2 separate regions of the Mus musculus genome follow, and region 2 is linked to region 1. The links are chromatin contacts, found by Hi-C or POLR2A ChIA-PET in ENCODE. All regions are on one chromosome and are shown on one strand. Each heading gives the region's core, a stretch centred on a gene start or an enhancer-like site at or near the end of the contact. The rest is flanking DNA. Distances are from core to core; before and after follow the strand shown. Region 1 holds the start of Mettl24 (methyltransferase like 24). Region 2 overlaps Mettl24 (methyltransferase like 24).

Region 1 (7,602 bases), core at 4,344-6,843:
ACAACTGTAAGCAAGGATGTGGGAACTGGAGTCTATGGTGGGTAAGAGTATAGATCGGTACATTGATCATGACAAATATGGTAAGCCTTCTACAGGAATTAAAACTAGACATGTCGCCAGGCGTGGTGGCGTACGCCTTTAATCCCAGCACTTGGGAGGCAGAGGCAGGCGAATTTCTGAGTTCGAGGCCAGCCTGGTTTACAGAGTGAGTTCCAGGACAGCCAGGACTACATAGAGAAACCTTGTCTCGAAAAATCAAAAAACACCAAAAAACCAAAAAAACCAAAAAAACAAAACTAGACATGTCATACTGGCCAACAAGCCCTCTTCTGGATATATGCTTAAAGAAGAGAAAACCACCACTTTGTAAAGACATTTGTGTCCCTGCCCTCACGGCTTTATGGTTCACAAGAGCTAAGAAATATAAGTGCCCATCAGTAAGCATGCATAAAGACCACGTAGTGTATTTATATGATGGCATAGTATTGCCTTTGGTCTAAGAGGAGGCGTTGTTATTACCTACAATATGGATGGAGCAGAGGACGTTATGCTAAGTGAAATAAGCCACAGGCAGCCATAAAAATGTTACATGATTTTTATTACAGCAGAGTTCGAGTATACAGACAATGAAATAGTGATTACCATTGATGGAAGAGGAGAGGAAGGGAAGTGGGAACAGGCGGGTCAAAAGGAAGATGAGTTTGAGAGGACTAATGTCCAATATGAAATCTCTGATTAGCGGAACCGCAGTGCATCCTGTTAAATGTCATTACTAGATAAATACCCCATTTCTCCTTTACCTGACTTTTGATTTCAACAGTTTCCGTTTCCTGAAGATAACTTAGGTGGGAAAATATTAAGTGGAAAATTCCAGAAATAAAAAAAAAAGTTTATACGTTTTCTTTGTATACTGTTTTGGTAGCATGATAAATCAGCCATCCCTTTGGTACACCAGTGCTGAATGCTCTACTAACCAGCCACACGGTGTCTCAGTTAACACACTGACTTTTCATTCTACAGCAGTGCCTGGGTCTATTCTACAGCTTCAGGCATCAGTGTGGGTCTTTGGAGCAGATCTTCTGTTGGTGAACAGTATCTGGACTACTGAGATTTTAGTCAATCTTGCCCTCCCCAAATAGGAACCATTTGAGATTTCAGATGTTTGAGATTCCAGATGTGCCAGTCTTTACGATAGTGACAATGGGGACCATCCACTCTCTCTGACAACATCTTATAAGCTATCATGAACTGTCAGTTGTGTTATTTTAAAAATGTAGCTACTAGCTTACAATTTAATACATTTTTATCGGGCATGACTTCAAACATGCTTAGTGATATAGAATTGTGAATCCATTACCAAACTGTAACAACTTACAGCCGTTTTCTGCTTTGTTTATGCCCTACTCCCCCTCCCCCACCTCTCTGCACAGGATTATTTTAATGCAAATCTCACATGTACTATTTACAAGTGGTGATTTTTATCTTCTTTGGGTATATATAATAACTTTGGGTATATAATAATGTAAATATTATGTTGCAAATGTAGATTTCAGGAGAATGCATATGGTTTCCCTCTGGTAAACAGGGAAGAGGTTGACAGGATACTTTCCTCTGAATAAAAACAAATGACTGCTCACATCCTCCTTGGTTTGTATAGATCTTGCCAGTGTACATGTGGAGAAAAGACGATGGCCGTTGGATGAAGCTGTTGATGCCCACCCTCCAGCTTTATTTGTCATGAAAACCTGATTGCATTGGTTCACCCCGAGTGCTTCTGCTTTACACAGCAGAGCAGGCAGAGCCAATCCACGAACGTGAGAATCGTTTCCGCTGGTCTCTCTTTGCTCCTTGGCACGTCAGTCATTTAAAATTTCAATATCAGCATCTACCATGGCAGCATGCTTTCTCATAGTCAGCTCTGCTGACATCTTGTGCTGGACCATGCCTTATTGTGGAAGGCTGTTTATTTCAGTGAAGGATGTTTATTAGCATCCTGGCTCTTTACCTATTAGATCCTAGTATCATCTTCCTCTCTCCCTACCAGCTGCAATAATCACAAGTGTCTTCGGGCATTGCCAAGTGTCTCTTTGTAAGGTAAAGCTACCTCTGGCTGGAAATCACTGCACTCCAGTGATATATATATATATGGAGATTAGCGATAAAAACTTTCATTCATTTTATTGGCTAAAACCTCATGGAGAATGTAATTTGTGATCTGCTAAAAGTTGTTATTGTGTTTTACTGACCTGCATATCTAATTGACAACTGATGACACAATGGCTAATGATAATCTGCAAATTTCAGACATACCCAGGAACAAACTTGACTTGGTCAACTCTGAGAAAAGCAAAGGTCGTGAATGAAAGCCTGCTTGCCCGCTGTGGCGGTGACCAGTCACATTTGTCTCTCCAGCTTACCCTCAGAATGCTTCAATAGTCTTTACCATCCACAACACAGGGAAATAGTGTGTGGAGGTTAAGAATGGAAGATCTCTGCCTAGAGAATTAATGACGTTCCATACGTGTCGATGGGTCTTTTGATCAGTAATGAAGATGTAGACGTGGGTGCAAAACATAAAGGGGAGGGTATCTAAACATTGTGTGTAATTTGGAGGGTTTCCCCATCCCTTAGTGGAAACGCTTCATTGAGAAGTGTAAAATGAGATAAGGGGGAGCATGAGACCACCTCGCCCCTTCTCTTCAAGGGCTACACTGTTCTGAAGTCTCCCTTCAAGGGCTACACTGTTCTGAAGTCTCCGTGTCTCCGATGCCTTCCCAGTCCACAGTCTTATTAAATACCCCCATTTTAGCAATATAAAAAGTCCCACGATTCCTCTCTATAGATACTCAAAGGATAAGCAGAGGGCATGAATTAGTGGTGCCATGGTCTTTGGAAGATTTTATTTAGTGGCACTGTGTTAGACACATAGAAACAAAACACAAGGAAACAAAACCTAACCAAAGTCCGCCTCAGACATTGCTGAAAAGGATTATCAAACACTGTACGTGTTGTTTTAAACAATTCCATCTAAGTATACAACTCACTAGAGTGCATTTGCAGCATCTTGAGTTTGGGAATGGACGTCAGGGCCTTGCACACGCTAGGGGGAATATGAAAGCTAGTGCTTGTCCACTGAGCTCCAGCTCCAGCCCTGGGATCATGAGTCTAACGTGTCCTTGAAACTGTTGATGCTTTAGTCAGGTTCGCTAGAGGAACAGAATCAAGTGGGTGAATGTATTATCAGGTAAGCTTTAAAATAACGACAGCCAAGTCACATCTGAGACAGGAGAACCCAGCTCTCAGCTCCTCGATCTCTTACTGGGAGCGACGCCTGTAGCTGCCCAGTCCACATCAGTAGTCCCAGGTGGATGCTGGAAGCCCACGAGGTTCTCCGAGAGCACTGGTCCCCATTCTCCCATGAAAGCTTGGAAATGCTGGCTGTGCTACAGCAGACAAATCCATCCCTCGGCCCAGGAGCAGTGAGGGAAGGGTCAAGCAAACCAAGGTGAGAATTAACCGACTTTGAAATACCCTCACTGGATCTGAGCTACCACCTAAGGGTGTCACCCACAGTCTGGGCCGGCTGATTCACATCAGTGGAGACAATCGGGAAAGTTCTTCAGGTGAGGCTTTCCACTGAAGTGACATTAAATCCAACCATAATACAAAGTATATGCTAATTATATGTAACAGCGGGCTTCATAATGGAGATTTTATGTACAAATATAACCTATTTTTACCATATCAGTTGGGAATTCCTAAGCCAAGAGAAGATATTTATAAATCCTAAGTCAATGGTAAGATGTCTATAGATCACTTTGTCTTATATTTGCCCATCTTTTAAAAAATGCATACTTTTTGTGACAATATTCATAATTTTGTTATTGGTAAATTATTATTATTTAGGTACTAAATACAACATAGTTATGCAATATATGTAACCCTAAATATTGGTCTATTTTCCCACAGGAAAACAGAAGCTCAGAAAAGATACATATTTTGTTTAGTGTCTCATATCACTCAATGAGAGGGTCGTGAATCAAACACAGTTCAAGTAAATAACTGCAGGATTTGAGGCTGTCTCTCTCAGCTTGTGTGAATGAAAGTTTATAATCTTAATAAAGACTTTTAGCTGCAATTTCCCTGGAGGTGGGCAAGTAGATATCTGTCTGTCTGTCTGTCTGTCTATTCCCATCACGTGTGTATACTTTCAAGCATAATAAAACCTCCAAGCCCCTGAGGACCGGTGATGGCCAGGGAATGCACTGGATTAGGCTGATAAGTTCTGTGACTGTGGGGAAACAGGTTTAATGCTCTCTGACAAAGAATAATTCTGCCAAAAAGGAATGGGAATCTCAGAGAGCAGAGCTCCCTATGGAAAATCCCAACATTCAAATGAGGAGGTGGCCAGACTTCATTCTAGATCTCTGTTGTCCGTGTCGCAGGCTAGGGAGAGAGACAACCTACATAGAAGCATGGAAAATATATCCATATGTGTGTGTATGTGTGTGTGATGTGTATGTGTGCTTGTGTGTGTGTGTAATGTGCATGTATGTATGCTTGTGTGTGTGTGTGTGTGTGTGTATGTGTGCGTGTGTGTATGTGTGTGTGCGTGCATGTGTGTGTTGGGGGTGGGTATCTGGCCATGGTTTAAAAAAAACAAAAGAATCCCAAAGAACCTGAATGTAAATCTAGAAATCAATGTCACCCTAAACAGGTGGAGGGAAAGAATCCTAACAAAAGTGGGATACCAACCCCATTTGTGAGTCCAAACTATGAGCATCTAGATTTCTTTAATTAAGGTCAAGGTGACAATGGCAATCCCGGCTAGGGAGCGTTTTGCCCAGAGATAAATATGTCCCTCTGCATTTCTGCCAGGCAGCAGGGAGGTGTGTGTTTGGAGCTAAATTAATTTGATTTCCAGCACTCCATGGTAACTTCTGTTCCCTCTTTCCCGCTGTCAGATGTCTTCGCTGGCTGTCTCCCTTCCCTTCACCCCCACACATTTCATAACACCGAGGGAGAAAGCATGGGCTGGCTTCGGGCAGAATTTAGAAACTGAATAACTAATTTGATTCTTCTGCACGGAGTGCTATTCTCTCCTCTGTACGGAGTGCTATTCTCTCTCTCTCTCTCTCTCTCTCTCTCTCTCTCTCTCTCTCTCTCTCTCTCTCTCTCTCTCTCTCCCCTTGAGGGAGAGAAGTTGTAAACCTGAGCATAAGTATGATTATTTTTATATCATGCTTAGTGGCAAAAACTGCTTGACAACTTTTTCTTTGGGGCCAAACCTGGCGGCTCACCTCTCCTCTTTCCTTGTGTCTAATACTAACACCAACAAATGAAGTCAAAGCTCAGGCGCCCCGGAGGAACGTGCTCTATTCTGACTCTGGCTCTCCCCACTAGCCAGACTTTACAGGCTGGTCACACCTAAGGACACCCAGCCCTGTTATGGCAGCCTGGGTGCACGCCTAGCCCACCGCCCCTCGCTCTTCCTGCTGCGGCTGGGCAGGATAAGGTTACGCCGGGGCCTCCCCGGTCGCAGGGAAGAAGGCGGGCCGCTGGGGAGTTGCCACAGTTGTCAGCCCGGTCCGTTGGGAACGCTTCTCTGCAGGCGGCTGGGAGCTGAGGGTGGGACCCAGAGCACAGCCGGAGGTCGAGGTCCCCGCCATGGCCACTGTCAAGCCTCCCGGGCGTGGTTGTGGAGCCCTGCCCCGGTGGCTGCTCGGTGCCGCGCTGCTTCTGGGCCTACGGCTTTGCATGGAGTTGCGCCACGCGGGCTCGGGACCCCCGGGCCGCGGCGATTCCCCAGGGCCACCCCGGACACACCTACTGTCGGCGCCCGGCTCCCCACGCGGAGCCAGAAGGAGGCAGGTGACCTACGTGCGCAGTGGGCGCCGAGTGCTGCCCCGGGGTGGCGGGAGCACGACGTCCCCAGAGCCGAGCTGCTGTGCCCAGGGCGGGCTTCTCCGCAGGAAGGTCAGTTGCAAACCATGCAGACATGGACCTTGGAGTTGAGCCTGCACCCAGATGGCGCTAGGGAGCCTTCTGCTCAGGCCACTGGGACCTCAAGACTCTTCTATTTCCTTCTAGCTGAGCTCTCCCTGGAACTTTCTGTAGTCTCACTCAGTATCCCTATAGAATGAAGTGGAATTGAGCAGGGATCATGCAAATTCAACTAACGTTTGCTGAGCGCCTACTGTGGCAGACCTCCTTCTAGGAAAGGAGCACCAAGCAACCACACCCATTTCAGCAAGGGAGGGGGCGCTGAAAGGGAAGGAGGCATGGCTTGCCATTGTGTTTTCCCCACCCAGGCCTGGACAAAACCGGATGGGTAGACACTATGAAAGGCTCATCCAGGTGATGGTCAAGATCTGCCTTCCAGTAGCATCCAGACACCGCCCCCTTCACCCACTCCGACCCCAGAGTCCCTACCCAGCAGTGGGAACTGGCACCGGGTGAGAAGCCAAACCCATAGCACCACTTAGTGGGAAATAATCGGATGCTCCAGGGCCAGATCCTTGCCTTGTTAACTTCCCGCACTTCATTGAGTAGGTCAGTTTAAACCTCTGGTTGTTGAAGCCTCACCTTACACCTTCTTTTGGGAGCTCTGTGGTACCTAGGACTGAAAAGATTAGGAATTGGATATATGAGCTTGCCACATCCTTACACCTGCCACTCTTGCTTCCAACTGCGGTGCCATCCTCCGAAGCAAGGCTGGCTGTGCTGCCTGGAGTCGGGTTTTTCTTGATGGCATCTGAGCACCCAGCCCCCACCTGCGAGCTGGCCCCTGCATTTACCAGCCTGCTCTTCCTTTGGCTCCTCTACTCTAACACCCCCACTACTTTCAGTGATTTTCTTCCCCCACTTTTATATGCCCTGCGCTCAGTCTTCCCACATGGCATTGCTTAACAGGCAATTCTCTTATGTTCTGGGACGCACACAGCTCTTTTTTCTGTCTCCGAAATGCACCTCCTATATAAAGACTTAGCTAGTTACTCTAAAAGAGACACCTCCTTCTCACTGTGTCCATGCAGTTCCCATGATGCTGTGCTAAGCTTTCAAAACCCTTGCCAAGGGCTTCCACTGGATGCTGGGTCAAGTGCTGCCAGCACAAACTGAATTCAAAGTGTCTGGGGCTCAGGAAAGTCATACAATTTGATTCAGGCCTTGAACCTATGAAGAAAGATCAAAAAGTGAACAAAGGAGACATTTGAACTGAGATTTGATATTTTTTTTAAGAGTCTGGCCTCCTTTGTTCCTCTGTGGACACCCTTGAACACTCTGTCTTTGATAATCTCCCCTTTCTGAGTGATTCTCCACAACTTTTGTTTCTGCTGTCTCCTGTTTAAGGAGACCTAAGGGGTTGTCTTCCAGGTTATTGGTGACTAGAGCCTGCCTCACAGTGTTTAGGTTTGGAATGCATAGAATCAGGGGGTCACTGGGGGTGTTTGTGGGAAGTTCACCTCTGTCCCCTGTGGGATGCTGGAACAGAGATCAGTCTGAAAATGGCAGGCAGGTGGTAGCTATGGAGGTGGCGAGATGTAGCAAACATGGGGAATGTTGGAAAGTTACGGGGAGAAGCAGCTATCTTGGTTTATCTCT
Region 2 (6,907 bases), core at 2,805-5,304, 42 kb after region 1:
CTATTGTCTTTAGTTTTAGGTGGATTAGGATGTGCATGGAAGTAAAAATCCTTTCATTTTGTGATTTTACACAAGCTCACCTGCATGGGGGTGGGGTGGGGGTAGGGGTGTTGACCCTAAAGCCTCACACACTCTAGTCAGACTCCACCACTGAGCTGTATCCCCATGCCCCTTGTGTGGAGCTCAGTGAGTGTTTCTCCTGGGAGTTTGCTGAGCCCTTTGCTGCTTTAGATTTATGTATTTGTCAAAACTGGGAGCCTCTTAAGTATGATTTGTTTGACTGCTATTTTTCTACCCTGTGTTCTGTGCCTCTGGGATATCAAGGCTATGAGTGTTGGACCTCTTGGTATTATCATAGATGTCCCCAAATCTTAAAAGATTTACATTTAATTGTGTGTGTGTGTGTGTGTGTGTGTGTGTGTGTGTGTGTGTGTGTGTGTGTGATTATACCTTGAGTGTCAGTGCCCTGAAGAGGTGGAAACCCCTGAGATGGAGTTACAGACAAGTGTAAACTGCCCACGATGGGTGCTGGGAACAGAATGTGCATCCTCTGTGAGAGTAGCACAAACTCTTAGCTGGAGGCCGGTGCCCACACCTCAAGCTCTTTTCATCCCATGACCAGCCCTTTTTGTCTCTCAGTTTTCCTTTCTATTGCTTCATCTGTACTCTCCTGACTCATTCTGCTACCGAGTGCATCCACTGAGATTTTATGTTAGTCGCTACATTTATTGTTTTCTGTTCAGAAATGTCCATTTGGCTCTTCTTAGCTCCATGCCTGGGCTAAGTCTTCTCTTCCTTTTCACTGGTTTCAGAGGCACATCCTTTTATAACAGTTGCTTGTCAGTCTCGGTCAAAGCATTCCCACGTGTTCTGTGCTGCAATTGGAGTCCAGGAATTGTCCTTTCTCATCGTAGCTGGGAGTTTTCCGATTCTCACATGCTCAGTGGTTTGGGATTGCATCCTGGACGTTTTGAGTATAATCTAGGACCTCTGGGTTGTAAGTACTATGAATAATAGTGATCTATATTATATTACATTATATTAAATTATATATTCTATTTTATATTCTACATTCGATATTCTATTATATTCTGTATAGAGTATATTCCACATTCTATGTTCATTATTTATACATATTCTATATTATGTATTCTATATTTTATACTTTATATCCTCTAGTCTTTTACATTCTATTCTCTATTCATTATAATATGGGACCTTCCTCATTGGGCTCAGGCATAAAATTCCAGCCAGCTTTCCATGGTTTTATGGGTTAAATATGGAATGTGCCCCCAAGCAATTTGTTGAAGGCTCTTACTGCTTTTAATATTCTATCTTTATTTAGTGCATTTGTTGTTGTGATTATTATGTGTCAGGAGGAATTTCTTTTCTGGTCCAGTCTATTTGGAGTTCTGTAGGCTTCTTGTATGTTCATAGGCATCTCTTTCTTTAGGTTAGGGAAGTTTTCTTCTATAATTTTGTTGAAGATATTTGCTGGACCTTTAAGTTGAAAATCTTCATTCTCATCCACTCCTATTATCCATAGGTTTGGTCTTCTCATTGTTTCCTGGATTTCCTGGATGTTTTGAGTTAGGATCTTTTTGCATTTTGCATTTTCTTTGCTTGTTGTGTCCATGTTTTCTATGGAATCTTCTGCACCTGAGATTCTCTCTTCTATCTCTTGTATTCTGTTGCTGATGCTCGCATCTATGGTTCCTGATTTCTTTCCTAGGATTTCTGTCTCTAGCATTGCCTCACTTTGGGTTTTCTTTATTGTTTATACTTCCATTTTTAGATCTTGGATGGTTTTGTTCAATTCCATCATCTGTTTGGTTGTGTTTTCCTGTAATTCTTTAAGGGATTTTTGTGCTTCCTCTTTAAGGCCTTCTACCTTTTTAGCCGTGTTCTCCTGTATTTCTTTAAGTGAGTTATTAATTTTCTTCTTAAAATCCTCTACCAGCTTCATGAGATACGATTTTAAATCTGAATCTTGCTTTTTGGGTGTGTTGGGGTATCCAGGACTTAAAGTGATGGGAGTGCTGGGTTCTGATGGTGGTGAGTGGTCTTGGTTTCTGTTAGTAAGATTCTTACGTTTGCCTTTCACCATCTGGGGATCTCTGGAGTCAGTTGTTATAGTTGTCTCTGGCTGGAGCTTGTTCCTGCTGTGATTCTGTTAGCCTCTGTCAGCAGACCTGGGAGTCCAACCCTCTCCTGAGTCTGAGTGGTCAGAGCACTCTCTGCAGGCAAGCTCTCCTCTTGCAGGGAAGATGCACAGAGGTCTGGAGCTCAACTCTGCTTCCTGGCTGAAGATGAAGGCCCGAAAGGGTCCCTGTCCCAGAAGCTCTGTTGCTTCTGCAGCCCCCGGGCTCTCCTGCGCAGACTGGTCTCTGAGGGACCCAGGATACAAGATGGCTCTCTCACCTGCTCCAGCAGTCAGAGCCCTCCCTGGAGGACACCTCTCCTCTGATGAGGAAAGTGCACAGATGTCTCGTGTTGAAGGTCCTAAGCTGGTGACATTAGTTCTGGACTGGGGGGCAAGTCTTTGAGAGGCATCTTGACCTGACCTCTTCCTGCTGCTCTGCTTGCTGGCCTCTATGTGAGCACTCTGTGCCTTCTCCACTATTATGCTCTGCCTCACCAGACCACACACCCAGAAACTGGCCATGGGTCGAAAGCCTGTGAGCCAAGGTGAGTCTCCTCCAAAATCATTTCTCTCTCTGGTACTTGGTGCTGGGATGAGAAACCGTGTAGATTGTAAGCTCTATGTCAGTCATGTGTGCTACGCGTCTGTAGTGTGTTTCTGTCTACTCATAGGCCTGTGCCTACGTAGCCAGTCTGGGATCTGGGCAGGGATCAGCCTGTCTGGACTGAAAGGCCAGGGTCAGATCTCAGTGTGTGCTGGACCTCATAAACTACCATGGCATTTCCTCAGCTGATATTTCTTCCTGGTGGCCCCAGTGACATCTAGTTCCTGATGGCTTCTAACGCTCTGGACAGAGGTTTGAGTTTTAAGAAGCCTCACGCTTTTGTTCACATTTCTTCAGGCTGGACCTCAGTGCAAGGCCATTGAGGGGTGAGGGAGACACAGCGCCTTCCAGGAACTAAGCCTCAGCTCAAATCACAAGCTGCTTTTTCTCAGAAGATTTGTAGCCTTTTGACCTCAATTTTCACTTTTATCAGTTCAGTGGAATTGCCTTGGAGTTAGGATACAAGAATGGAGACCAGGAAAGGCTGGGGGAACGGGTGGCTGTCTCTGGGGAGCAGCAGCTGCCTTCCTTCCCTGAGTCTGAGGGGGAGGGCTTCTCTGGCTTCCGTCCCTGCTAGCCGGCCTGAATGGGGACAGGGCCATAGCAAAGAACAAAAGAGTTTACCATTGACTCCATTGTGCTTTGAAGTCTAGGCTTTCCCCGACATCTGCCTGCAAGCATTTACTTGTCTGTGTTTCTAAAGAACGATTCTTTGTTTCCCATCCCTCATTGTGTGAACTTGGGGGATGAGGACACACTTAGCCATCTATCTGACCTATACCTGAGACTCAACTCTCATTCCAATATTTTTGGTAAGGTATCACTCACTACAAAACGTATGACTGACCCTTACTTTTACTAAGTCAGGGCTGAGTCTGAGAACCAAGGCAGTAACAGAAGAAGGTTTTTGGAATTCTGGTATCTAAGAGCAGCATAGCTTGTAGAGGCCTGATGCCCATCAACCCTCAGGCAAGGCTGGATTTATGTTCCATCCAGATACTACTGTGTTTCCCCTCCCCCAACCACTCCCACCACCCTCTTTTCTCTCTGAAGAAGAATAAACAGTTTCCTTCATTGGTCCCTGCCCAACAACAGATGCTCTCAATTACTGCAAAATTGATAAATAAATCTATTTTACTTGTTTTGGTTTGTTTCCCCAGGAAGCTTTGGCTTCTCCGATCAACACATCAACACACGCTCAGTTCCATATCCTGTTTAGTTTGAATCAAGGATGTACAAGGCGTCTCTGTCCTTTGGCAGCCACCGTGCAGAGACCCCATTGTTAGCTCCCTCTCCTGGTGGAAGATGGCTGGCTCTGAACCCTCAGGGGCCTGGCAATGTGCCTTTGGGAATACACTGATAAAAACAACCCCCAGTACTCCATCATAGCCAAAGAACTGGCCATTTAAACCACCCATTACATGACCTCCCAAAGGAACAGGTAGGGCCAATAGAAATAAAATATTCCCTTTTTGTTTGCTTTATCTTTCCTCTACCTGTCCCAGTTTTTAAAAGGCTTGCATAGAAGCTGCCTGTACTGCTATGCCCAGTGACATGTGCTTATAAATCCTATGACTTGGGAAGCTGAGGCAGGTTCGAGGTCAGTATGAGCTACATAGTGAGTTTAAGAGCTGCCTGGGCAAGACAGTGAAACCACAAACCACACCTCAAAGGCCACAAGTTCGCTGTTTTTAGTTTGACACTTTTCTCATGGGCTGCATGAGATTGTGTATGAGAGTGAGAGGAGGCTTGTGAAACAGAAAACTGTTATTCTAAGTTTCTAGACAACGCTTTTGCAAGGCAGCGCTGATGGCTTTTTTTCTAGGTCAAGGGTGGGACTACTTTAAAAAAATTTTTTATTACTACTAGTTTAGCTCAAGACCTTTGTCTTGAATTAATGATTGTAGGCTGGCAGGCAAAAAAATATTTTAAAGGATTGCTTTATTTTTTTCATTATTGTTTGGGAATAAAATCTTAGAATCAAGCTTCCTGGCTCTAAGAGATCCAGTTCCGAAAGAGAGAGAGAGAGAGAGAGAGAGAGAAAGGCAGGCAGGCAGGCAGGAAGGAAGGAAGGAAGGAAGGAAGGAAGGAAGGAAGGAAGGAAGAAAGAAAGGGAGACAGACAGACAAACAAAATTTAATGTTAAGGTAATACTTGATTAAAAATATCCCCAAGCTTCATATCTGTGCTTGGTACAGGCTCATGAAGTCGGACCCCTTGTTTGTTGCACGGGAAAAGCCTTTTTCATTTGAAAAGCAGAACCACAAATGTCTGCAAAATAGCAGGGAGGATGTGAGATAGCTTCTCAGAAAACCTTCTGTCGTCCTTGAGCTTAATGTTTGGAATTCTATGTTTAAAAAAAAAAAGCATTCTGCCTTCCTTTTAAGATGTAAACCTTGAAGTCCTGCTAGATGGGTAAAAGATTGCTGTTCCCTTTTCTGAGGCATCCAGGAACTTGCCCTCCCGAGAAGCTCACGTGATAGGAACCCCACCCATCACTACTTCTAGTGAAAGCCTGGTGTCTGTCATACAAAGCAGGACCACGGATTTTTAAAGGTCTGCAGGGGCTTCGATCCTTGGGGGTGGGCTCTGTGTAACAACTCCTTGTAATGCTGTGCTAGCCATTTCCACACAGGCCCGTGGGCCGCAAACACACAATACGAAGTGACTCTGCGCACTGCCATCTGCTGCTAAGAGACTGTTTACCCGCCTTGGGAGTCCGCTGATGGACAGAGGGCTCTGGGAGTCCACAGCCCCACTGCCTAGGAGTAATGGAGGTGGTGTTGTTGGTCACTTGATATTTGAAGCACACAGATAATAGACACACAATGCACCCTGGCATTTAGGAAATTGTGTGGAGCAAAACCATCATCATCTATTTTTTTAAGAAAATTATGGGTTTTCCTCTTTTGAATTAAACTTGCCTGGGTATTTGAAGGTGCTCATAGAATTCCATTTGTGGGAATTTGGGAAAGGCATTGTGTTGATGTGGAGAATTAAGATGAATGGTAATTGAAAGAGAAGATAAAAGCGAGTGGTTTCCATGGGGAAATAATCACGACCTGCTGTCAGATTGATTCCAATAAGAACACTGCTTTATGTGAAATGTTTTTTAAACAGCTAAACCAAAGCAGTATGTGAGAGCTCATCTGAGAGCGTGTATTGCTGTCTGTGTGCTGTTATTAGACCTCCGTCTGAGATTCCTTGACGTGCATTATCCACCAGCACAGCTGTGTTTTAGCTTCTTTGTGGTCAACTCTCAGCTGGAAATGAGGAGTATCAGGTTGCAGAAAGATAATCCTATATTTAACAAGATGGATTCACAACTACCAATGTGTGAAGTAACTCCTGTGTGCTAGCCCTGGCTTAATGCTGGTGCTGAGTCTGACGTGTCCCTGTAATGTTTCCAAAACACCTTGCTGCGTTTGGAAGCTTTTAGCCATAGAAATTCTTCCCTGTGATCTGTATCCAAATTTTTTGTGCATCTTTTGTGAGTAATCCTTAAAGACGCCATTTCCTTGTGCCCCTATTGTATCCCATAGAGAATTCCATCAGAGACCCTAAATAATTTCTTGCATTTGTTGCATGACACCGCTGTGCCTTGCATTAAATGGAAAGAAACATACCCTGTAGGCATGAAGCACAAATGCCTACAGAATAAATAAATGAATGAATGAACTTTGTTTCAAACCTTGCTTCCATTTCACCTCCACTACTCTACCATCTGGGACCCTGGGGGTGGATGTGATGGGCAGGGGGCGGGGAAGGGGGGACTGACAGCAGGGGCCAGTCTCAGTTTTCCTCTCTGTGGATTTGGCTCACAGAAGGCAGGAGACCATCGGATGTGGCAGATAAGGTGATATATGTAATAGATTTGGCTGTTTTCCTTTCTTAAAGTCCCTCTCCATACCATTTCCCCAGAGGGTCCTCTGGTGTCACCTGTCATTGTTATCACCGTAATTCCTTTTTACCCTTAATTCCTGCCTACAACTTTGTAAACGGTCTCTTTGTGAAGTTCTCTTCAGTCAGTCAGTGTGACAGGTCCCTGACTGATATTTGCCTAAGCCACAAGATGACAACGTTGGCTAATGTAGACACAACAGTTTGGCTCTCTTGCGTTCTAACTAATAAATGGCCTAGGAGAGATCTATGAAAGTGCT

The links. A loop is a pair of places that touch in the nucleus more often than their neighbours do. ChIA-PET counts read pairs that join two places held with the same protein, here RNA polymerase II (POLR2A).
Region 2: a map of left cerebral cortex shows a loop between it and region 1 (1.9-fold over the local background). The contact joins the enhancer-like site here to the promoter of Mettl24 in region 1. A Hi-C loop is called at or near these places in 4 of 37 maps with a recorded cell type or tissue (all left cerebral cortex). POLR2A ChIA-PET finds 5 or more read pairs at or near these places in 2 of 5 experiments (Patski and embryonic stem cell).

What each region holds. Positions count from the first base shown.
Region 1 is chr10:40,677,689-40,685,290 of GRCm38, forward strand. Mettl24 (methyltransferase like 24) reads left to right here and starts at 5,594. Exons shown (of 5, transcript NM_177793.3): 1 at 5,594-5,976. The coding sequence starts at 5,668. It also overlaps a transcript of Ddo not described here.
Region 2 is chr10:40,721,280-40,728,186 of GRCm38, forward strand. The region is part of intron 1 of Mettl24 (methyltransferase like 24); the gene reads left to right. Among named protein-coding and RNA genes, the nearest start is that of Mettl24, 41 kb to the left of the region's middle. Within about 2 kb of position 4,055, at least 2 of the 3 ENCODE cell types and tissues checked have a DNase peak (open chromatin) inside an H3K27ac peak, as active enhancers do; they include left cerebral cortex, where a contact is called at or near this core.